Regions from separate parts of the Homo sapiens genome. Here region 2 is linked to region 1. The links are chromatin contacts, found by Hi-C or POLR2A ChIA-PET in ENCODE. All regions are on one chromosome and are shown on one strand. The core of a region is the stretch at or near the end of the contact, and the rest is flanking DNA. Distances in the headings are between cores, read along the strand shown. Region 1 holds the start of RPL24 (ribosomal protein L24). Region 2 has its middle 150 kb from the start of RDUR.

Region 1 (4,031 bases), core at 584-3,083:
AGTGTAGTGGCGCGATCTTGGCTAAATGCAACCTCTGCCTCCCGGGTTCAAGCGATTCTCCTCCCGCAGCCTCCCGAGGAGCTGGGATTACAGGCGTGCGCCACCACGCCCAGCTAATTTTTGTATTTTTAGTAGAGAAGGGGTTTCACCATTTTGACCAGGCTGGGCTGGAACTCCTAACCTCAGGTGATCCGCCCACCTCGGCCTCCCAAAGTGCCGTAATTACAGGCATGAGCCGCCATGACTGGCCACCTAACATCATTCTTAAGACTGGTTCCAGGCCCGGCGCGGTGGCTCACGCCTGTAATCCTAGCACTTTGGGAGAACGAGTGGATCACCTGAGGTCAAGAGTTTGGGACCAGCCTGGACAACATGGTGAAACCCCATCTCTACTAAAAATACAAAAATTAGCCGAGCGTGGTGGCAGGCGCCTGTAATCCCAGCTACTCGGGAGGCTGAGGCAGGAGAATCAATCGTTTGAACCCAGAGGGCGGAGGTTGCAGTGAGCCGAGACCGCGCCACTTCACTCCAGCCTGAATGAAAGAGCGAAACTCCGTCTCAAGGAAAAAAAAAAAAAAAAAAGACTGGCTCCAACACAATTGTACAGTTTTCATGACATTAGTCAGCCAACTTGTTAGACATTCCAAATATCTTCAACCAGCTACCTTACAAAACGTTTTTAGGGTGAGTTGCATACATAGAAAGCAGAACTCAGTCATTACATTTGTTTCCTAGTCATATACTGCAACCTCCCACAGAATTCAAGAATTGCCTCTGGCCACTCCTTGTCATACGATGAAATATGTAGCATCATAGAAGGGCTCAACAGATTGAGCCCTTGGCCTCCCAGCGGGGCTCCACCGACCCCCTCAACTTCACTAGGCAGCAACTCCGAATTGTAGTTCTTAGGCAGGTACTTAATAGGAATTTTGGAAACTGAATGAGCTCATGTTTAAAAAGCCTTTGGCATAATTCCCGGCACAGAGAAAGCGCTCAAAGAATGTTAATTATAATTAATGCAAAGCGCCAACGCGCACTGTTCGATTCGCACAGCCTGAGAAACGGTTCGGTTGTCATTACTTTCTTATAAATGGTGAAACTATTAATTTGTTTGGTTGAGGAAATGGGCCAACAGGGAAGGCAAAATGTGACTGGTTTTACCTGCGGGGCATTCGTCTTTGGGTCTCTTTATGAGAAGAGAGGACACCTTTCTCTTCAGTTCACATTCCCTGCAGCCGGAAGATGGCTCTAGGATACTTGGCAGTAAGAGAGGCAGAATGGGCCGGGCGCAGTGGCTCCCGCCTATAATCCCAACACTTTGGGAGGCCGAGGAGGGCGGACCACCTGAGGTCAGGAGTTCGAGACCAGCCTGACCAACATGGAGAAACCCCGTCTCTACGAAAAATACAAAATTAGCCGGACGTGGTGGCACATGCCTGTAATCCCAGCTACTAGGGAGGCTGAGGCAGGAGAATCGCTTGAACCTGGGAGGCGGAGGTTACGGTGAGCCGAGATTGCGCCACTGCACTCCAGCCTGGGCAACAAGAGCGAAACTCCGTCTCAAAAAAAAAAAAGAGAGGAGAGACAGAGACAGAATGACTCATAAACCAACTGTCTGACTGCCTTTTTGGCAGGCCCTCTGGGCCCGAGAACCCTCCAGCGCCTCTGGATGAATTGCGCCAGAGGAAGTCAGCTGTCAGGGAAAACGAGATCTTTCGCCTCGCGATGATTACGTCATCAAGGAGGGCCAGGAGCATCGAAGGATATTGGGGAGGAGATTTCCGGCCCCCATCCCCGCAGCGACCTTATAAGGTCTCTTCCCATGATTCTCTCTTTCTTTTCGCCATCTTTTGTCTTTCCGTGGAGCTGTCGCCATGAAGTAAGCACGACCCGTGGTTCCCAATCCGCTTACATCCTCGGGCAGAACTCCTCTCTGTCGTCCCTGGCATGGCTGTAGACACCCTCCCTGATGGACTTTCACTTTTTGTTGCAGGGTCGAGCTGTGCAGTTTTAGCGGGTACAAGATCTACCCCGGACACGGGAGGCGCTACGCCAGGACCGACGGGAAGGTAAAAAGCCGCGTCGGCTTCACCTACCTTCTTGTACTCCGAGGAGGAAAGGCTGGTTTAATTCGGTTTAGGCGGGTTTATTCCCCACATCACCACTGGCCTCTGGAAGTCTTCGTGGACGCTCTGTGGACTGGTCGTTAGGACCAGAAACCTCTAAGTGAACCAGTGTTGATTATTTATTGTGAGCCAGGTCGGACATCAGGAGGGGTTTATGTAACTGATGTCCCGGTGTAAGGGAAATAACTGAGGTACGGAGGTACCCTTTGGAATCCTGGGACGGACAAGAGCAGAATGCTTCCCAGAAGGACGCACCACCCTGTCCTTTGCTATGAGCCTAGATTTCCTGCTCTCGAGAAAAGACTAAACGCAAGGACCTTCATAGTGTGACACAGTTACCTGCCAGTTATGTGACAGCCTTTTGGTCCTTGTGGGCCTCAGTTTTGTAAAATGATAAGCCAGAACTAGCATATTGATCTTCTAAGGATTCCAAGCTTACTCAGCCTCTTGTACTTTGTATAGTTAAATAGTAATTCCTTTGCATTTGTCACTCTAGGTTTTCCAGTTTCTTAATGCGAAATGCGAGTCGGCTTTCCTTTCCAAGAGGAATCCTCGGCAGATAAACTGGACTGTCCTCTACAGAAGGAAGCACAAAAAGGGACAGTCGGTAAGTGGAATACGCCTTGATGTTGGGGGCTATCTCTTAAGTTGTCAAAGCTCTCTGAACGTTGGTTTTCTGCTCTGTAAAATTAAATCAGACTGTATGCGAAAGAGCTCTTAAACTGTAAAGCGTCAGCAAAATGAAAAAGATATTATAAACTGTCTCTATATATTTTAGGCTAGTAGCAATACCGAGTTGAAATTTTAAAGTCAGATAAATTACGTTAAGCACCTTTGCGTTATAGGGCAGGGTGGAAGGGCTTAGTTTTCCAGTGGGAGGAAATTGAGAAGTTACCATAATTTGGTTTTGATTGCAATATTTACAGGATTAGTCCTAACATAGCCAGTGGACCATGAACCAGTCCACCATACACTAGTTCATTCACTAGAAAAACAGTGGTTTTTCTGGTCCTTGTTAAGTGTCCTTTTAGCTGGGTTATACATGAGAAAAAGTTTGAGTGCCATGGTAGGACTAGTATTCAGGAGGCTTGGGAATACTTACTGAACACCTTCTGGATGAAGGACTTTTCTAGGTATTGTGAGAAATAAATGCCATCAGACATAAAATATGTTGAAAGTTCAGAGGAAGGAGAAACTTAAAAGTGGATATGACACACCTATTAGGGTGACTATTCAGGAAAAAAAAAAACAGGAATTACAGGTGTTGGTGAGGATGGGGAGAAATTGGAACCTTTGTGCATTGCTAAATATGCAACAGCTGTGAAAAATCATTTGGTGTTTTCTCAAAAGGGTAAACATAAAAATTATCCCAGCAGTTCCACTTCTAAGTTATACCCTAAAACAGTTGAAAGCAGGGACTCTATAACTTGTATATCAGTGTCATAGCAAATCCGGGCTTGGTGGCAGCGGCTGTACTCTAGCTCCTCCGGAGGCCAAGGTGGGAGGATTGTTTGAGGCAACATAGGAGACCTTTAAAAAAAAAAAAAGTTATTTAGATGGATAATGGTGATAGCTACACAGCGCTATGAATGTACATAAGGCCACTATACCTTTTTTTTTTTTTTTTTTTTTTTTTTTTTTTTTTTTTGGGGAGACAGGTCCTCTGTTGCTCAGGCTGGAGAGCAGTGGCAGGATCACAGCTCACTCCACCTCAACCTTATGGGCTCAAGTGATCCTCCCACCTCCGCCTACCCCGTGGTCCACAGGCACATGCCACCATGGCCCAGCTATTTTTTAAATATATTTTGAGGAGACAGAAATCTTTGCGATGTTGCCCAATTTCGTCTCAGATTCTTGGGCTCAAGTAATCCTCCTGCCTTGGCCACCCAAAGTACTGGCATTACA
Region 2 (4,031 bases), core at 610-3,109, 400 kb before region 1:
TTTTCTCCCCCCTGCCCACAACTTTGTTAGTACTCCCTTTATTAATTTATCTTCAAATTATCCTGTTTAACAGTGTCATCTGTTCCCTACTCCTGACTCTTGGTACACTGTTTTTTTCCAAGAACAATTTGGACACTTAGACCTGTTCATTATATAGACCACTCCCTTTAGAAAAAGAAGGGATTCATATGAATTGTTTACATGCTCAAACATACCTGGCTTGGTCTAACAAGTTTAAATATGAGTTTAGAAGAATTTGGTCAACACTTGAAATTCTGTGCTTTTTCAGAGTCTAATGATTTGAGGGGAAAAAAAAAACTTTTTAACATTAAGTCTAATCTAAGCACATGGTTTAGTAGTACTTCCACGTGGAGGAAGCATTACTTAGTTGGCACCGGAGTATGTGTTCTTAAAATGCAAAACTGACTTATTTACCCATTTACATCAGTTAAGAATTCACTTTTTAAAAGTTATGTCCTTTAATTGGTGGTATTTCTTATAAAGTTTTTAAAAATTAATTACCTAAATTTTTTTCCACAGTGATGATGGGTTTGTCCTGACTTGTTCATGGCCTCTTGCTTGGGTTTCCTTGTAAACAGGGGCAAAATGTGTAAGACGTCTTATGGGGCTTAGCACTGTAGCTAAGACATAAATAGGCTTTTTAAAGATTGTTTCCTCTGTACAAAATTCAGTGACTCAAATAGGAGGCAAATTTGTGAGCTTGTCGCCTTTACCACCATATTCAGGTCAAACAGGGTAAACTATGGAGCCCAATGCACCAGTGAGTGAGCCAACACTCACCGAGTGGTAATAATAATAGAATTGGTAGTAATTACCATTAACGGAATACCCTGTATGTACCACATGTTGTGCGTCTAAATTAGCCCTCACAACTACTCTGTAAAGTGCTATGGAAAGCACCACGGACACTGTGAACTTCTGTGTTCCATTCTCAGATGATGAGTCAATAGGAGCAATGAATTCCTCTGATTGTGTCTGGGGTAGGATGAAGAGTTAATACAGGACCTAAGTTAACCCAATCAATGAAGCGAAGGATTTATATTCCAGACTGGAAGGTTGGAAATTTCTTTCTGTCTTCAGCTAGACAGAACTAGAAAGCATTCATCTCTATTGTCACTGGCAACCACCTTATAATTACAAAGGGAAGCAGCTGGAGATGACATCTATATCTGGCAAAGGAAGACGTGGAAATATCCTGTGTCACCAATGACATTTGAGCCACTGATTGTTCTGCACCAGAAACCCACGCTATTTCTGGGTTTCCAATTAATTACATGAGATAATAAACTTACCCGTTGCTTAAGCCCATTTGAAACTGGGTTTTCTGAGACTAGGCTTCTTAACACAGATAGCATTCCAAATGATGCAGATATTACTATCTCCATTTCACAGAGGAGAAAATTGATGCCTAGAGATCCTAAGTCTCTTCCTCAGTGTTACACAGCTAACAAATTGCACGTGCACAGTAAGAGTCCAGGTCCTGCGCTTTGTCCTCAATCACATTTCCTCTCCAAATTAAGTACTAAAGCCCCTTACTTTCACAGCATGTGAACAGAATGCTTAATGGCCTCTTGTATGGGTAAAAATGCACTTGAAAAAGTGGAAGAGTTTTGTCATTCTATAGCTATTTCTCTGTTAAAAGCAAATGGTAAGAGTTAAACAATAAATCCATGAGTCAAAGACTGATGCTATTAAATATATCAGCCATGATTTTAGAGTCTAAAAATACACCAAACACCAGACTATAAAATGTTCTTGACGTCAATAGACGACTCAGCAGTCAGTTGAGGTCACTTTACAACCTTTCCACAACTGCTTCACAGAGAAACCTATGCTTTTCTCAGGACCATAAAAATACTGGACCGCACAGGCAGTCAGCCGTTAACTACACAATACACTAAATTCTTGTAAACTATGGGTTATGAGACTATCCACGGACAATTCATATAATCTCATGACCTGAACATAAAGTACATCCTGTAAAGAGAGCATCACTTGTCTTTTTAAATCTGCATTACCTGTTTTTAATGCATTTAAGTTTGAACCTATGCTACTGAAAAAAATCTTCAGAGCTAACAGTTTCTGCCATTTGGTAAAAATTCAATGAAATCCATTCAATTGTTTTAATAGCTAATTAGCTGTGTCCCATTACTGTTTATCTCAGGCTCTAAAACATTGTCTGAAGGCATTTTCACAGCTTCATGTCACTAGGCATCTTTTCATCTGGAGTTTAACGGCAGCAACTACAAAAGAAGAATCGATCCCCTCTCTCCTCTCCCAGTGAGCACTTGCCTCTGAGGCTATTCCCTCTCTATACTTACATTTAAAATAAATAGATTCCTATGCAAAAAGTGGTTCGTTCAATGGGGAAGGAAAACCAGGCCCCAGTGTTTGTACTTAACTGGCCCATTAAAACCTTAAACTTAGATTTGAATCTAAGTTCATGTGCCATATCAACATAACTTCTGGCACACCTGATGCAGCTCATGGATCTGATAGCTCATAAATTCTCCCCCCACTGAAGTTATGTCCAAAGGCCAAATACAGAAAGACATTTTATTTGTGTGTGAACAGATTATGGCTTTATAAAGCACCAGCTTTGGAGCAGAGCCGTAATTTATGGCATTCAGACAGTACAAACAAGGATAAAGAAATACTATTATTTTCACCATGGAGCATTGAGTAGAAAAGAAATATAAATGTTAACCCATCTGGCATCACTGCATTGCAATATATCTGTTTTATGTTCTGTGTGAGATGAGATTTTTTTAATGCTTTTAAGATATCAAAATAAATTGCACAGACTTGTGATACCTTGGGGGTTCTACCTGGTGGCTGATATGATGGGGTGAACTACACACACAATAAAAGGGTTTATAAAGTTTAGAAATTGCCTAATCCAATATATTGGGAAGAATCAGATAAATGATGCAGGCCAAGAGAAGTTAGGTGTATGAATGCCAGCCCACATAATACAAGGACATTATTCTTGGGTCTAGGTAGACAAAATGTATTAGACTATTTGTAACTTCCATTGTGTTACAGAGATGTGGCCTCTGAATTCCAGAGCAGCTGACCTGTAGTCCCCAAGTCAAAGTAAGCTCTGTCTGAACGAATTCTCTTGAAAAGATTGGTCCTGAGCTTACAGGCCTCTGTTTGTGTGTACATCTAAAAATAACCTGGAGAATTATACTGCTAATAGGAAGGAAGATGCCACACATTTTCTTCTGTTTTTGGCCTTTGCCTGCTTTTCTATAAGATAGCTTGATTTTTATATCAATTCATCATGTCTATTTTATGTTTTGTAGATATTTTTGCCAGTCCATCATTTGTCTTAACTTTGCTTATGGTATCATTTGCTCAATCAGAACTTAAAAAAAAAGCAAAATTTTAATCTAGTCAAGTTTATCCATCTTTATTTATAGTTAAGAATGTCTTCCTCACACATGGTGAAACAAACTTTCTCTGAAATTTCTTTGAATATTTTCACTATGTTTTTTCATTTATGTCTTTAATCAATCTCAGATGGTTTTTTGCATGAGCTGACATAAATAAATTTTCAAAAACATGAAAAGATGCCCCTTGCATCACATCTGACAGGAAAATATAGCAATATGACATACCACTACTTTCAAATCAGAGTGGCAAAAATTGTACAGTAATCTTTGATGGGTAGTGTGTATATAAAAAGGATTCCTGCATACTGTCACTTGGCCTGTGATTTGCTATAGCCTTTTTGAAATGTAATCTGATGACACATTTCATTTGATAATCTAATACTTAAAAATAAAAAAGCACTGATGTATAATATTTAAAAAAGAAGTTCAGTGCATCTCTGTTTATTAACAGTAAAAATCGGCCAGGCACAGTGGCTCATGCCTGTAATCCCAGCACTTTGGGAGACCAAGGTGGGTGGATCGCCCACAGTCAGGAGTTCAAGACCAGCCTGGCCAACATGGCAAAACCCTCATCTCTACTGAAAATACAAAAATTAGTCGGGCTTCGTTGTG

Evidence for each region. A loop is a pair of places that touch in the nucleus more often than their neighbours do. ChIA-PET counts read pairs that join two places held with the same protein, here RNA polymerase II (POLR2A). Pooled maps may share reads with other maps.
Region 2: a loop to region 1 is called in a pooled map, with 3 times the contacts of the local background. The contact joins the enhancer-like site here to the promoter of RPL24 in region 1. A Hi-C loop is called at or near these places in 1 of 168 maps with a recorded cell type or tissue (naive thymus-derived CD4-positive, alpha-beta T cell) and 6 of 50 pooled maps. POLR2A ChIA-PET finds 5 or more read pairs at or near these places in 4 of 52 experiments (OCI-LY7, PC-9, activated CD4-positive, alpha-beta T cell and 1 more).

What each region holds. Positions count from the first base shown.
Region 1 is chr3:101,684,520-101,688,550 of GRCh38, reverse strand. It overlaps RPL24 (ribosomal protein L24), which reads left to right and starts at 1,833. Exons shown (of 6, transcript NM_000986.4): 1 at 1,833-1,879; 2 at 1,994-2,069; 3 at 2,623-2,733. The coding sequence starts at 1,875. It overlaps LOC124906262 (endogenous retrovirus group K member 5 Gag polyprotein), which reads right to left. Exons shown (of 3, transcript XM_047449415.1): 2 at 1,162-3,656. The coding sequence starts at 1,172. RefSeq lists enhancers at 73-626, 1,537-1,586, 1,597-2,086, 1,057-2,256, 2,247-2,436 and 2 more.
Region 2 is chr3:102,087,884-102,091,914 of GRCh38, reverse strand. No RefSeq gene overlaps it. Among named protein-coding and RNA genes, the nearest start is that of RDUR, 150 kb to the right of the region's middle. Within about 2 kb of position 1,859, at least 5 of the 41 ENCODE cell types and tissues checked have a DNase peak (open chromatin) inside an H3K27ac peak, as active enhancers do.